2 separate regions of the Homo sapiens genome follow, and region 2 is linked to region 1. The links are chromatin loops, found by intact Hi-C in ENCODE. Cell type or tissue: OCI-LY7. All regions are shown on one strand. Each heading gives the region's core, and the rest is flanking DNA. Links, peaks and the distances in the headings are about the cores only.

Region 1 (8,288 bases), core at 1-8,000:
CTTTACTTCCTCCTTTCCAATCTAGATGTTTTGTTTTTTTGTTGCCTTATTGCAGTGATAAGATATTCTAATACCATGTTGAATAAAAATAATGAGAGGTGACACCTTTGCTTTACTACCAGTCTTAACAGTATTTCATATTAAATATGAAGTTAGCTGTAGGTTTTGCATAGATACCCTTTATCAGATTAAGGAAGTTCCTTTCTTTTCCTATTTTGCTGAGAGGTTTTGTCATGAATGGGAGTTGGATTTTTTCAAATGCATTATTTTCTAAAAAGTATTAACAGGTTTTATATTGGAATTAGATTGTCGGTGGAGCTGGAAGAGGAGAGTTCTGGAAGGCTGCAGCTGGAGGATCAGAGGAAAAGTCACTAATGATGTCAGCCTGAAACAAAGGAAAGGCTGGGCTCACAGGGAAGTCTGATCAGCTGCATGGGCTTGTGGAGAGCACTGTGATGCCACATCTGCCTGTCATGGCCTCACAGCCACAGTAGCTTTCATTTCATTTCATTTATTTATTTATTTTTGACATGGAGTCTCACTTTGTTGCAGACGCTGGAGTTCAGTGGCGTGATCTCAGCTCACTGCAACCTCCACCTCCCGAGTTCAAGCAATTCTCCTGCCTCAGCCTCCCAAGTAGCTGGGACTACAGGCACGCACCACCACACCTGTCTAATTTTTGTATTTTTAGTAGAGATGGGGTTTCGTCATACTGGCCAGGATGGTCTCGAACTCCTGACCTCAAGTGATCTGCCCGCCTCAGCCACCCAAAGTGCTGGGATTACAAGCATAAGCCATCCTGCCTGGCCCCATTTTTTTTTGAATTGTAAAATGCACATACCATGAAGTTTACCATCTTAACCATTTTTAAGTGTGCAGTTCAGTAGTGTTAAGTACACTCACATTATTGTGCTACCCTCATTACCATCCATCTCCAGAACTCTTTTCGTCTTGCAAAATTGAAACCCTATACCCATTAAACACTAATTCTCCATTCCTTTCTCCTGCTAGTGCCTGGCAACCACCATTCTACTTTCTATCTCTGAGTTTGTCTAGGTACCTCGTGTAAGGGGAATCATACAGTATTTGTCCTTTTGTGTCTGGCTTTTTTCACTTAGCATAATATCCTCTAGGTTCATTCATGTTGCAGCATATATCAGAATTTTCTTTCTTTTTAAGGCTGAATAATACTTCATTGTAGGTATATACTAAATTTTGTTTATCCATTCATCCTTTAAGGGACATTTGGGTTACTTCCAACATTGGCCCATTGTGAATAATGCTGCTGTGAACATGGGTGTACAAATATCTGTTCAAGTCCCTGCTTTTGATTCATTTGGGCATATACCCAGATGTGGAATTGCTGAATCCTGTGGTAATTCCATTTTTAACTTCTTGAGGAACTGCCATATTGTTTTCCATAGCTACGCCATTTTACATTTCCATAGCAAGTGCATTTTGTGCATCTGTTGAAGTGCATATGAAAGGTTTGTCCTTTATTCTTTTTTTTTTTTTTTTTTTTTTTTTTTGAGATGGAGTCTCACTCTGTCGCCCAGGCTGGAGTGCAATGGTGCGATCTCGGCTCACTGCAACCTCCACTTCCTGGATTTAAGAAATTCTCCTGCCTCAGCCTCCCGAGTAGCTGGGATTACAGGCGCCCACCACTATGCCCGGCTAACTTTTGTAATTTCATTAGAGACAGGGTTTCACCGTGTTGGCCAGGCTGGTCTGGAACTCCTGACCTCAAGTGATCTGCCTGCCGCAGCCTCCCAGAGTGCTGGGATTACAAGCATAAACCACTGTGCCCGGCCTTCTTTATTCTATTAATATGTTGCAGTTCATTAATTGATTTTTAGATGTTACTAACCTCACATTCCTGGGATAAATTTCTTGATCATGGTACATAACACTTTTTACATGTTGCTGGATTCAGCTTTCTCACATTTTGTTGAGGATTTTTGTGCATATGTTCATAGGGTTATTATTCATTAGATTTTAGTCTTCTTTTCCTGCTGTATTTGGCTTTGTTGGTAGGATAATGCCAGCTTCATATGACAAATTGGGAAGTATTCCCACATGTTCAATTTTCTGAAAGATATATATGTGGGATGTTGTAACTGCTTCCTTAAATATTGGATGAAATTATCCAGGCAAACTTTTATTTATTTATTTATTTATTTATTTATTTAATTTTTTGAGACAGCATCTCTCTTGGTACCCAGGCTGGAGTGCAGTGGCGCAATCATAGCTCATTGCATCCTCAAACTCCTGGGCTCAAGCAATCCTCCTGCATCAGGTTCCTGTGTAGCTAATACTACAGGCACTGCGTACCACCTATCCTGGATAATTTTTTCCTTTTTATTTTTTTTGTAGAGATGAAGTCTTGCTGTGTTGCCCAGGCTGGTCTCTAATTTCTGGCCTCAAGCGATCCTCCTACCTCAAACTCCCAAAGTGCTAAGATTACAGGCATGAGCTATTGTGCCAGCTCCAGGTGACCTTTTAAAAGCCTGTTTCAGATTATATCTTTTTAGCTTAAAACCCTTCTGTTGCTTTCTATCCCATTTAGATTAAGAGCTAAACTCTTTACCTTGGTCTATGAAACTAAATGGTCTTTTCTGTCCACTCTTCCAAACTCATCTCTCCTCTGACCACTCCCCTTCCCCACCATACTCCAGCCACCCTGGCCTTTTGTGTGTCCCTTAAACATACTGAGCCTGTTCCCACTATGCCTAACTGTTTTACTTCAGGGCCTTTGCACTCCCTCTGAAACATACTTTCCCCAGGTGATTTCGCCAGTGATGCTGCTCATCTGGGTTTTTGTTTTCTTTTTGAGACGAAGTCTCACTCTGTTGCTCAAGCTGGAGTATAGTGGCATGATCTCAGCTCACTGCAGCCTCTGCCTCCTGGGTTCAAGCAATTCTCCTGCCTCAGCCTCCCGAGTAGCTGAGATTACAGGCATGTGCCACCATGCCTGGCTAGTTTTTGTGTTTTTAGTAGAGAAGAGTGTTTTAGTTTCACCATGTTGGCCATGGTTGGCCAGGCTGGTCTCGAACTCCTGACCTCAGGCGATCCGTCTGCCTTGGCCTCCCAAAGTGCTGGGATTACAGGCATGAGCCACCGTGCCTGGCCTCATCTGGGTTTTTGGATCTCAGCCTGAACCTCACCTCTTAGAGAGGCCTTTCTAAAGTAGAGGCCAGACTCAGGGATCTATTCCATCACTCTGTCTCATCGTCCTATTTTAATTCTCTATGTGACTATCGCATCCTGTAGGTTTTCGTGGTTCTATGTTAACTATCTCTCCTCGCTTGAATGTAAGCTTCTTATGCACAGGACCCTCATGTTTTTTTCTTGCCAATGTCTTCCCACCACCAAAATCAATGTTGTCACATGGTAGACAGTAAATACTGGTTGAAAAAATGAACATCAATAACCACAATAATAGTTGCTTTTTGGCAGCAGGTGCTGATTCAAATGGACTGATGTAAGACCAGGTACTGATTTAAGTGTTCACAAATACCATTTCATTTAGTTCTCTAAAATAATCCTAAATGCAAATATTATTTTCCCCCGTTAACTAAGAAGGAAATGAGGCTTAGGAGAGACTAAATAAGGTTCATGGCTACACCTTTATTAGGGTGCGGGGCAGGGCAGCCCCAACTAATCTATACCTCGACACACATCCTATCCTCTTTGATTACAGGCAGGAAAAGCTGATCCACCAAATTAAAGGTGGTGGCCTCGGGCTGACAAATCTCTGTGGAAGCCCAGGGTGAGGCCCCTTTGTTCTGAGCGGTGGCCTGTGTGAGCATTTGAGGAGGTGCTGTACAGCAAAGGCCCTATCCGTGGCACAGTCTTGATGAGTAACAGACAGACGTCTTTAGAGGCTTTGTTTTCACATCCTCTTTTTGAAAATGGATTTGCTTCCTTAAACACAGTTGGCTTCATCTTTTACATAATACACAGTCATATTACTGCCTTTCGTGAAGCCAGTGTCTTCTTGGCCTCCATGTGTGTCAGCTGAAGCTTTAGACTGTCTGACCACAGAAGCTGATGACCCACAGTCACTTGAATGCTTTCTTCTGTTCCAAGAACCGCACCTAGAGCACCATGGGGATGACCTCATGTCATCCTTGCAACAGCCCAGCTCTGGTTACCTAGCCCATTTTATGGATTAGAACCCTGAGGCTCAAGGGGGCTAAATTTGGCACCCCAAATCACATAACTAGTCCATGGCAGGGGTGGCACAGGATATGAACAAAGGACTGTGTACATTCCTACTGCCTATGTATGTCTGTGCAGCAGCCAGCCAAGAGGCATGTGTTATGTGATGCTTACTATTTATTACTTCTCTACAACAGGGATAAGATAATGATGATGACAATGATAACTCCCAGCCTTGTGATAGGACTTGAGCTTCATTATCTCACAATAGCCCCATAAGGGGTATAGTTGGGGCCCCCACCAGATACACTTTAATCTGCCAGGCACCACCCCGTAGCTGAGTGTTGGCTGCTCACAGGTTGCAGCTGCTTCCTTCTTCTGAATGCTCAGCTAAGGGGAGCCACCTTGCCTAGAAATGCCTGCTTTCCCCCTAGGGGTGGCCACAGACAATGAGTGACAGATATGGGGTGCAAAAGTCTGGTGCCTTGTCTCAAGGTTGCATAACTTTGTGGTGTTCTTCATGCTATGGTGGGATCAGGCTGAGGTGGGATCAGACTGAGAGGTTAAAATGCAGCTGAATCTACATTTTTCTTGGCTTCCTTTTTCTTTCTATCTTGCCACTCACATTCTCTTTCTGAGATCACTTGCACCAAGAATCTGTGTCTCAGGTCCTGCTTCTATAGAACTTCAGACAAGCCCTATGAATCCAGAACTATTGTCCATATTTTGCTGAGCGGGAGCGTGAAGCTGGAGGTGGCTGTCCCCACTTCATCTTGTCCTAGAGATGTGGCATGTCTCTGACCTCCTTAGCCGTGTTGGGAGTGTTCATCTGCAGTGCCCCTCTTTGAAACCACTGCCTCCCAAGGACCAGAGGTGCAATCTCATGGGCTGTGCTCCTCTGGGCCCACTCTTTTTTATCTTCATTCTTTCCCTGGCTTCTGTCTCATCCTGGTTGCCCATCACCCATCATGAACCATGGCCATGGGACACTCTCAGACAAGCTGGAGGCTGAGGTAACCATGAATTTGCCTTGCCCAGCATGATTTTCTTCCTGTGCCTTCTCCTGATAGTAATCCTGCCCTCCAGCTTTGCCCACAGTGTGGACACATGACCCAGGCTGAACCAGGGCACCATCCCTGGCTGGTTACAGAGATTGGCTCAGAAATGAGCACATTGCAGGAACATAAGTCCCTGGATGACCTTGGCCGACCCAGCTCTTCCCCTTCTTGCTTTTCATTCCTAGACAGAAACTACTGAAAATCCTGTAATAAGGAGGAAATGTCTGGAGCAATCCAGGCTACATTCTTATTCCTTCTAGAATAGGATGTTCTGCAGTGCTTGCATTCAGTGGTCCAAGTGGTACCCAGGGTATATAAACCCAGGATGGAGTGCTTTCAGAGTCCCTCAGCTAGAGTGTAATGTGAGGCATGCTTAGACTGCATCTGCCCTTGGCAGCATTCCTGAACCCTGGGGAACTGCTCATGGTGGACCCTGGGTTTCTGTTGATTTTTGCTGCTTAACTGTGAGTAACAAAGTTGCTTTTCATAAATTGTGCCAATGTTCTGTCTTCCCAGACTAGACCAAAAAATGCAAGTGGTGAGGGATTGGGGCTCCTTTTTTCTCCTTGCAACTGTCCTGATGGCGTGGGGACTGCTGCAGCAGCCAGGGCTGCTTTGAGCCCCAGAGTAAGAACCCTCGCAGAACTCTGGAAGCTGGGTTTGTGCAAAACCTCCTGCCAGACTTGAACTTTGCATACATTATCAAGCCAGGATAATTAGAGCCCTTCCTTGGGACTGTTTTATAGAAACTAAGGGAAAGGACAGCCTCCTGCCTCTCGAGTTTTTAGAAGGATTCAAATCTAGGGCTGTCAGCATTCATCTTTCCTGCCATGTGGGAAAGACCCTTCGGAGGTAATATACAGTATGCCGACATTCAGGAAGTGACAGCAGCAAGGCGTGGAGAGAGTAAACAGCAGTCTAACAACAGTGATGCAGTTCAGGGTCTGCCACACCTGGTGCACCCTGTCCTTCCTGCTGACACAAGCCAGCATAGGCTCTGTCATCGATTTCTGTCTGTTTCACCTTGAGATTATCCTGGCTTATCTGGGTGGCTTTATTTTAATCACAAAGATCCTTATAAGAAGAAAGCAGGGGAATCAGAGTCAGAGAGAAGAAGGCTAACTGGCAATAAAAACAGAGATTGGAGCAATTCAGCCAGGAGCCAAGGAGTGACGGCCACCTTTAGAAGCTGGAGGATGCAAGGAAACAAATTCTCTCCTGGAGTCTCCAGAGAAAATCAGCTTTGCTGACACCCCCATAAGATGATTTCAGCCCCATAAGACTCATTTCCAGCTTCTGACTCCCAGAATTGTAAGAGAATAAATTTGTGCCGTTTCAAGCCTCCAAGTCTGCAGTAATTTGTTACGGAGCAATAACAAATGAGCACACACCACTGCACCTCAAGTTTCTCACTTGTAAATTGGAAGTCTTGCCAAATTTAGCTGACCTGTGAGGCCTCATCTAACTCTCTTTTTCGTATTTGCATTCTATAATTATTCTCTTGGCTTTCTTTTGGGCTAGGCAGAATAAGTATCTATAGTATCTATCAGCTGGCTTTTTCAGACATTCAGAAATTGAGGAGCAGTGAGGTATAAGAAGGACACACAGCTCTGGCCAAGGCGAACCAGAACCCAGTCACTCATCTCTTCAGTTCTGTTAGATTACAAAGTCATAGAAGAGGTCTTTCTTGCTTATGTTTTGTTTGGATAAGAATAATTTGGGCCAATCCCAATGGCATTGGCATCATGAGATGACAACACAAGGTCAGACTAAGGGAGGACTTGAAAGTCAGAGTCAAGGTGATGAATAGCAGCCCTTCCCAACAGGCATTGAGTGTTAGAACCAATTATCAAGTTTATAAACAGCCACAAAGCTTCACAGTTTCCCAAGGTGGCACAGACACTTGCACACATGGGATTACTACTTTAGAATTAAAGTACTATGAGGACTTTTTCCCCCGACTTATTAAGGGGCCTTTTCATCTGAAGATCTTGATGTCCATTTCTGCCCAGTGAGAACTTAGAATTTTCAGTCTTCACCTGAGAAAAGAGGAAGAAAAACATCACAGAGGAGAAAGAGGAACAAAAATTTCCACCCTTATGTAAAGGTTCCTTAAACAACTGTGTTGAAACAGGGTCCTTAAACAACAGTAGTGAAAAGGACTACACTGAGTTATTTTAATAGGGTCATTGTTAATTCACTCTTTTTTCATTAAATCAGTAAATATTTTTCCACTTTATAAATGTCTGTCTACCTTATCCCAGGCACTGTTCTAAGCATTCGTGATACATTTTTGAATAAAAGTGGCAACCCCTCTCATCCACATGGGCCACACATTCTTAGGATGTCTGATGGAGCGTGGCATTACTGATTGTGAAAAGCTGATGGCTGTGGAATTAGAGGGCTTCCTCAGGTTCATTCCTGGGAGGTGAGTCACATTGTCAGCCTGTGTCTCCAGCAGCCATTCCTCCTTCCCCACTGTATTGCAAATATATTCTTAAATTTTCTGTATATTATGATGTTTTGACATCATCAAACATTAAACCCATTTTGGGTCCAGGGGAGACTGCCCCTCTGGGGCTAGCCAATTCCTAGAGATAACAAAAGGCCCAGCCTGGAGCGTGGTCTTTGTTTATTTATTTATTTATTTATTTATTTATTTTTTATGTTTGTTTGTTTCTCTTTTTGTTTTTTTTGAGAGAGGGTCTCATTTACTCTGTCGCCCAGACTGGAGTGCAGTGGTATGAACATGGCTTAATGCAGCCTTGACTTCCTGGGCTCAAGCCATCCTCCCACCTTAGCCTCCTGGGTAGCTGGGGTCACAGGCATGCACCACTACACCCAGCAAATTAAAAAAACATTGGGATAGAAACAGGGTTTCGCCTTGTTGCCCAGGCTGGTTTCAAACTCCTGGGATCAAGTGATTCTCCCACCTTGGCCTTCCAAAGTGCTGGGATTACCACACCTGGCCCTAGAGCATTTGATTAGCAAACTAACCAACCAGAGCCCTCCCTCATCTGACCCACACACCCCAGGAGACAATGTCTGTCTGCGTTCATCACTCCAGGG
Region 2 (8,318 bases), core at 319-8,318, 75 kb after region 1:
GGATGTAGAGGTAGCTGGGCTCTTGACTGTTGATTCTTCTTTTCTGTGTGATGAAGGATAGAACTAGGACTGGAGAGACTCGGTACCTTGTGACCGAGGAAGGGACCTCGTGCCCAAAGTAGGAGGGAATCTCCAGGGGAAACAGAAGCTCAGGAACACATGAGTGGGTATCAAGAGGGTTCGTATTTGCTGTGGTGAGGGACTTTGGTCCTTATAGTGCCAGCATATCCTGGTCGTGATCAAAGGACTTTTCATTGAGTCCCCATGGCCCCTCCTGTTCTTTGGAAGTGAGGGGGAGCAGCCCCAGGCTCTGCTCTCACAGATGCCTCTGCAGTGAGGATGTGGCCACGGGGCGCCCTGGCTTCTTGTTTGAGTCACTCCTTGGCGGTGGTCTCTTTCATGTAGCTCATGCTGGAGGCTGTGAGCCAGTGAGTCTCTCGGTGTGAGAGCTCCTTTAGGAAATGCTGTAGTTGTTCAGCAACTGAAGTGGAGAAATGACCGCACTGGGCAAGGTTTGGCCTTCCAAGTGTGAACACAGGCCCATCTTGCCTGCAAATATATATATACATGTATGCTTAGTCCCCTTCGTAGATTTTTTTTGTGTGTGTGTGACTCGGTTCTTAGAGGATCAGACATTTATTTAAGATATATTCAGTTAACTATGTGCTTACTATGTATTCACCCATGTTATGGGGTGGAGAGGAGAAAGGGCACCAGAAAACCCATTTTTCTTTTCTTTTCTTTTTTTTTTTTTTGAGACGGAGTTTCCCTCTTGTCACCCAGCCTGGAGTGCAATGGCACGGTCTCAGCTCACTGCAACCTCTGCCTCCTGCAGAAAACCCATTTTTTTACAATCTCTGTGTTCTCTAAGCCTAGTGGAAGAGGAAAAGAAATGGCAGTAAAGACCCCTAAAAGTGAGGACTGGCTCTCTGGGTTCAGGAACTTGAATTTGAGGTCTGAGTGTTTGGAAGAATGTTAATGCCCATCAATAAGCCAAGAGATGGGACTCTGTTGACCCCATTGCCACTGCCGTCCTTCCCCTTCCAGCCCCTCAACACCGGGTCTAGTGACCTTGGAGAGAGGGATATGTGGCCACTGATGAGCGCTGATGAGAACTGTGGGCTTGTTCCAGGACAGGTTTGTGTGCCAACTGGGGACACATGGTTATAAAGCAGTCTGATGGACAACTCTTTTGAGTTTCGGTTTTTCATTTTGTGTTCTTAGTAGTTTTCTTTCTCCTTTGAGTTGCTACTTTTGGACCATTTCTTTCTTTGGTTTGTAGGGTTTTGGTCCCTGGCCCCATCCAAGTCCCTCAGCCTTAGTATCTACAGATGCAGAAAGCGAGGCCCAGCAGGTCTTGCTGCCCTCGGCAGGGCTGGATCAGCAGATCCGATCTCCCAGCAGCTGGGCCAGTGCTTGACCTGTTGGAATGATCTCTATTCTTCCAACTGTGGTGTTCAAAAAGTTTGTTAGAATAAAATATTCTAAATGTCACTGAATGTGTCTAGGTGATATTGGTGGATTTAGACCATTGGGTTGCTTTTTCTTCCTATTTCAGGAGATGTAACGATTAACTGTGTGACTAATTAAACAAACAGCACACAAATACTCCAGCTCAATGAGTGTTCTTTAATAAGTCACTTTGGGAAAATCCATACAGTGTTATCCTTGCTTAAAACATAGTTTAAGCTTTTCTTTTGCAGATGCTTTTAGAAGCGGTTACATATATGAATTATTAATAGTTGAAACATAGGTTTGGTTGTCATAAGAGACCCCAGATAGTCATGGTTTAAACACATAGCCTGGGTGGAAGCAGTCCAGGGCTGCTGTAATGACACATGGCATCAGAAATGCTGTTTCCTTCCTTCTGCTCTGCTTTTTCTAGAATGTTGAGTGCGTTAACATGGAGAGAAGAGGTTTCCATATTCTACATCCCATGTCTGCCATGTCACATGCCAGTTAGGGTGAAGGGAGAAGGGGGAAGAGAAAGCTTGGCCTCTCTCTGTAAGGGAATCCCTTGGAAAACACAGTTTGCACTCAGATCCCATTGGCTAGAACTTCATCTCATGGCCATTTCTGGCTGCAAGGAAGGCTGCGAATAAGATTTTTATTCTCAATACCAGGTGCCCAGCTAAACGCTGTGGTTCTGTTACTACAGAAGAAAGAGGAAATATCACAGCCTAGCCAGCAGCCTCTGTCACAATGTTGGTTTTGATTATTCTCAGAAGGAGCACTTCACTGGGTGCACGTTTGATTTCGGAATCAAACTTGAGTCAAATCTGGTGAATAAGGATGTTCAAGCACTAGGTCACACTCATGCTGGGATGCACAAGGGGTAATCATGAGTGATGAGTAGATTTTTCTAGTGGGGCTCATCCACTGATTCTGGAAGCCACAGCATCACAGAGGGGCTTTGGCAGTGCAAGGAGTGAAGGCTTTGATGGAGAAGACGACATCCTCCCAGGACGATGTCTCTGAAGGGGAGCACTCAGATTATGCAACTTCTGGTGACAGTTTACATTTATCGAACGCCTGCTCTACGCTGGCCATCATTTATTATGTGGATTATCTCATTTAATCCACATAAAATCCATATGTGGTAGGCAGACACTATTACGATCTCCTTTTTATAGATGAGGAAACTGGAGTAAATTGCTGGAGATCTTAAAATGAGGAATTGGTGGAACTAGGTTTTGAATGTGGGAGTCCCTGCTCTTAGTCTTAAGTGAAAGTCTACACTCTGGATGGTGCAGCCTCAAAGGTTGCTTCCCCTACTCAGTTCCAGAAGAGGGATAGCCAGGCTTATTCTGCCCCCAGGCAGGAAGGTGGAGGATTCTGCTCTGGAGAAGTTCACACATCATGGCTGTGCTGAAGGTGGAGAAGGTGGAGAGCCGGAAGCGCTTTCAAGGCGGAGCAGGTGGCATAGGTGGAGGCAGAAACGTCAGCAGCTTCTGAGGAACTGGAAGTCCTCTAGTTAAGTTTGGAATAGATGGTCTGTGTGGGTGAGGGAGAGCCATGAGAAATTAGACCTCAGGGATGGGCAGGGGCCCAGTGTTGGAGTTTCTAGGCTGTGCCAGGGAGCTTGAGTTTTATTCTGTAGTGCAATTTGGGGGTTGGGGGAGGGTGGGAAAGGATTGGGGGAGATGAGATGAGAGGAAAGGCAGGCAGAAGTCGGCTGTTGTGAGCCCCATGGTGGAAGGTGGTGGTGGGTGGGATTTAGTCTGTGGGATTTAGTCTGATTAGCTGTATGTGCAGTGCAGTGTAGAGGATATGATTTTTTAAACTTCCTATGTATTTTTTTCTCATTACTATTCTGTCTGTTAATTTGCAGATGACAGTATCAGATCTCAGAGGGAGCTGCTTACTAATTTGGGTCAAGAAACACACATCATTAAGAAAGAGGCTTCTGTTGATCTGAGTGGGGCATATGCATTCAGCTACTTTAAAAGCAGTTTTCAGTCACAAAAATAATAACAGCTGCAGACGTTTGGTGAGAGCTTGCCACAAGCCAGGTGGAGCTTAGATGCAGTATCTTGTTTAATGCTCTTGAGAGTGCTTTGAGGCTGGTGGTGTTATACCTGAATTTCAGATGCAGATGCTGAGGTCCGGAGAGGCTGAGGAACTGGCTTAGCTGCAGGACCAGTAATCAGTAGAGGCAGGGTTGGAATTCAGCTCTGTAGTCCCTCTGCTGTGTGCTTTCCCACTGTATGAGTTAAAGTGAAGGGGGTGGTGGGTGTGCTGTGTACTCACCTAGTATTGCACTGTTCTGAATCATCATCAGAGTTTCCAGGGGACCATTCACACAGACCCTGATCCTCCAGGTGGCATTAGATATGGCCAGGGATAGATGTTGATATGGTTGGGCTGTGTCCCCACCCAAATCTCATCTTGAATTGTAGCTCCTGTAATCCCCAGGTGTCATGGGAGGGACCTGGTAGGAGGTAATTGAATCATGGAGGCATGTTTTCCCGTGCCGTTCTCATGATAGTGAATAAGTCTCATGAGATCTGATGGTTTTATAAGGGGCAGTTCACCTGCACATGCACTCTTGCCTGCCACTATGTAAGACATGCCTTTGCTCCTCCTTGACCTTCTGCCATGATTGTCAGGCCTCCCCAGCCTTGTGGAACTGTTGAGTCCATTAAACCTCTTTTTCTTTATAAATTACCCAGTCCTGGGTATGTCTTTATTAGCAGTGTGGGAACAGACTAATACAGATGTCTTGCAGTAGTTTGCAAAGTGTGGACCCCCAAACAACAATATAAGCATCACAAGCTGTTTGTCTTTCCTGTGGCTGTTGTTAGAAATTACCACAAATTTAGTGGCTTAAAACACCAATTTAGGCTGGGCATGGTGGTGCACTCCTGTAGTCCCAGCTCCTCAGGGGAGCTGAGGTGGGAGGATCGCTTGAGCCGGGGAATTCGTGAACCGAGACTGCACTACTGCACTCCAGCCTGGGTGACATAGCAAGACCCTGTCTCAAACAAAACAAAACAAAATAAAACAAAACAAAAAAAAACCCAACAATTTATTCTGTTACAGTTCTGGAGGGCTGAAGTCTGAGCCGAGTCTCACAGGGCTAAAATCAAGATGGCAGCAGGGTTTGTTCCTTCTGCAAGTTGCAGCAGCAGAGAATCCGCCATTCGTTGCCCCTTCCAGCTTCTGGTGGTGGCCTGTATCCCCCTGCTTGTGACCACACGACTGCAATCTCTGCTCCTTCCTGTCACGTTGCCTTCTCCTCTTCTGTCATCTAATCTTCCTCTGCCTCTCTCTCATAAAGACCCCTGAGATTATACTTCGGGTTTAGCAGATAATCCAGGATAATCTCCTTACCTCAAGTACCTTTACTGAATCACATCTGCAAAGTCCCTTTTCCCCTACAAGGTAATGTTTACAGATCCCAGGGATTAGGACCTATATATCTTTGGGGGCCATTATTCAGGCTTTCATACCCAAGAATTTATTAGAAATACAAAGTTTTAAACCCCACGCTAGACCTACAGAATCAGAGACCCTGGGGCTGGGGCCAGCATTCTGCGTCTTAACCAGTCCTCCGGGCGATTCTGATGGACCCTGAAGTTGACACTGAGCTCACACAGCTCAGCCTGTAAGTGGAAACTGTCCACTGAGCTAGGCGCTGGGAAGAGATTAGTCCAAGCCATGGACATTATAATCTCTCCACAATGATATGAAGTGGCAACAAGAAGCAGAGGTACTCGCTGTGAGGGAGCTTGCTTTTCCTGCTGTTGGTGAAAGCTGGTCTGAGACATTTAGACCTGGAATTTATGCAAGAGGAAAGGGACACATGATCTAGATGAAATGCTGTGACACAGATGGGAGGAGGAGAGGCATGGAACAAAAATGGGAGAGGTGACATTTGACTTGGGTCCTTTAGACAAGCCTGTGCCTATAGGGCTACTGAGGATCAGCAGGCTGGCCAGGTTGGGTGCTCACCTGCCAGAGAGGCCTCAAGGCATTGTGGAGACAGCTTCCTACTGTCAAGGCTTCAGTGGTAGCTTTTGGAGCATCTGAGAGGAAACAGGTGTGGTAAAAAGGGCAGGAGTCAGATGTGGAGGGTCCTGGCTTTGCCACCTGTTAGCTGGGCAGCCGGCGTGCTGCCTAACACACAGCATCTCCCTGTCCTCACCTGTTGGGTGGAGACAATGCCATCTTGCAGGGTTGGGAGAGGATGCAGGAAGATGAGGAAGGATGCAGGAGGATGCTTGCAGAGCATCTAGCATTCATGCCTGACATGGAACAAAATGAACACAGACCTGACAATGCTTCCACATGTGGCTGGAGCAGGACACTGCAGAAAGGGACCTGTGGTGCACACATTTAGAGCATGTGATCATGGCTCCTAGACATCTTTATCAAGACTCCTCCCAGAACCAAGTGCAGTACTCATCCAAACAGTCAGTCAGGGTCTTCTGCAAAGGGTTTATCATCTTTGATTTTTTTTGGAAGTAGCAAGACTTTGATGAGGCATTTTGCTCTGTGGCTCCTACTGAATTCTGTCCCGCATGTTTGCCTCACTTACCAGATCAAAGGCCTTGGGGTCCACCCAGCAGGCCTTGAAATATTAGGACAAACAGAAGATGTAAGTCACAGAAACCAGCCTGAGCTGCCTTAAGCAAAAATCAGTGTTTATCATAAGGAATCACAAGGCTTATTCCTATAGGAAGGGAACTCTGGCCATCATCTCCACCTATGTGCCTTTTTGCAGTTCTGTTTAATTCTATTTCTGTAGCAAAGTTTTTTTTGTTCTTCTGGCCACAGGGTGAAGTATGGTTGCCTATGATAGAGGGTTGATCACACAAAGAGACCTAACAGTCCTGCAGACCCAACTCAAGACTCCCACGCCAGAGAGTATGACTTGTCTGTGGAGGGGGCCTGATCCCAGCCATGCTTTTAGCTGTGGCTGGTGGGAACTGGTGGGGTGGGCATGGAGGATACCATCACACAAGGTGCCCACTGGAGTGTGCTTGGTTCCCAGAGAAACAGGGTTTTGTCAGCTGGGCAGGCAGCCTCAAGTCTGCCAGGCATGGTGCAGAGAAACCATGATTTGGTTATTAGGTACCCAGAGATATGAAAGCATGCTGGAAAGCTCCTGGCTGTTCCTCACTCTTTTGAAACCCATGATCTGATAAGTCCCAGGAGCACTGGTGGATTTCAGGTCAGCAATGTCAAGGGATGATAACAATTGCATAAGTCCCTCCCTCCCTTCTTTTCTTCCTTCCTAGGAGAAAGATAAAAGGAGAGAATAAGAATTGCTCATCTCCCGAATCCCAGAATGAAGCACTATGAACCTTTCAGTCATATTTACAGCTAGTCTTTTTTTTTCCTGTATACATATTTTGAAATTATATGAATAATTATCTTAAGAACAGAACATTGTAGGTGAGAAGTTAGTCTCATCTTTTTAACCAATACCCATTCTGGCTCTGCCTCCCCCATATCTGAAGGTACCCATGAGCTTGACACATATACTTGTCCTTATATTGTCTCTTTCCTTACATCTTTCTGTTTGAAGAGATCACTTTTTACCCAGTTCAAAACATCAGTTTTAAAGAAGGGGAAACTATGTAATATGATTGGACCTTGTTTCCAAGGGTGGCAATTGAATGAATGAAAAGTAATGAATCAGGCCAGGTGCAGTGGCTCACGCCTGTAATCCCAGCACTTTGGGAGGCTGAGGCGGGCGGATCACGAGGTCAGGAGATCGAGACCATCCTGGCTAACACGGTGAAACCCCGACTCTACTAAAAATACAAAAAATTAACCAGGTGTGGTGGCACGCGCCTGTAGTCCCAGCTACTCAGGAGGCTGAGGCAGGAGAATGGCATAAGTAAACCCGGGAGGTGGAGCTTACAGTGAGCCTAGATTGCGCCACTGCACTCCAGCCTGGGTGACAGAGCAAGACTCCATCTCAAAAAAAAAAAAAAAAAAAAGAAAGAAAATTAATGAATCCATGAAAACTTACTTGAAAGACTGTATCAAATCTTGTTATTTATTCCAAATTTTGACTCCATTAAAACTCCCCATTTTGAAATCACACAGTTCTCCAGAAAATATGCAGAACTAGGGCCTTTGGGTTCCTAATCTTGGATTGGCAAAGTGCCTTCTCAAGAATGTGTGTGAGCTCTACGTACATTTGCATAATGTGTAAATGGAAGAAAAAGGTTAAAATGATCTTTATTCTGCAGAATTTAAATGGACTATGTATTGTGAATGGCTGCTCTCAAGATCATCATAAGCCCCTTGAACTTAGCAAATTAGCAGGTGTCTACCTGAAAAATTAAGCAACCATAACGTTTAAAAGCCTTTGAATAGGGTTGCACGATCTTCATCTGGACTTGCTGTAAAGAAACACTTCGTAATGGTGCTGGGCTGTGGCGGGAAGCCATTGTTTTGAAACATGAATGTGGCTGCATTCCTTTCATTTGCCCATCGATATAAGTTCTCCTGCAAATAAATACCTGGTGAAAATTATGCATGTGTATGTGTGTCTGAGTTTGTTTCGTGTTGCTATAACAGAGTACTTGAGACTGGGTAACTTATAAAGAACAGAAATTTATTTGCTCCGTTGTGGTAGCTGGGAAGTGCAAGATCAAGGCACCAGCATCTGGCGAAGGACCTCTTGCTGCATACTCAAGTGACAGAAGGCATCACATGCCTTCTCTTTCACATCTCATGGGAGAGAGAGAGAGAGAGAGAGCAAGCAAGAGCTGTGTGTGTGTTTGTATGTGTGTGTGAGAGAGTACGTAAGCATGTGTGAGTGCAAGAGGGGGCCAAACTCATACTTTGATAAGGAACCC

The links. Hi-C counts contacts between places; a loop is a spot of excess contacts. Peaks named below come from ENCODE experiments on the same cell type or tissue, not always from the same donor. Only the 100,000 strongest peaks of a DNase experiment are listed, where the experiment ranks them.
Region 2: it touches region 1 in a loop (5-fold over the local background); 1 of 110 quality-filtered maps calls a loop at or near these places.

Annotation. Positions count from the first base shown.
Region 1 is chr2:134,735,691-134,743,978 of GRCh38, reverse strand. No RefSeq gene overlaps it. Among named protein-coding and RNA genes, the nearest start is that of TMEM163, 21 kb to the right of the region's middle. RefSeq lists an enhancer at 3,974-4,193. In OCI-LY7, for the core only: a CTCF peak has its summit at 4,647; DNase peaks (open chromatin) are centred at 3,878, 4,548, 6,148 and 7,308; H3K4me3 peaks cover 4,389 bases; H3K27ac peaks cover 5,378 bases.
Region 2 is chr2:134,661,063-134,669,380 of GRCh38, reverse strand. The region is part of intron 2 of TMEM163 (transmembrane protein 163); the gene reads left to right. Among named protein-coding and RNA genes, the nearest start is that of TMEM163, 54 kb to the left of the region's middle. In OCI-LY7, for the core only: no CTCF peak of the experiment used is centred there; no DNase peak of the experiment used is centred there.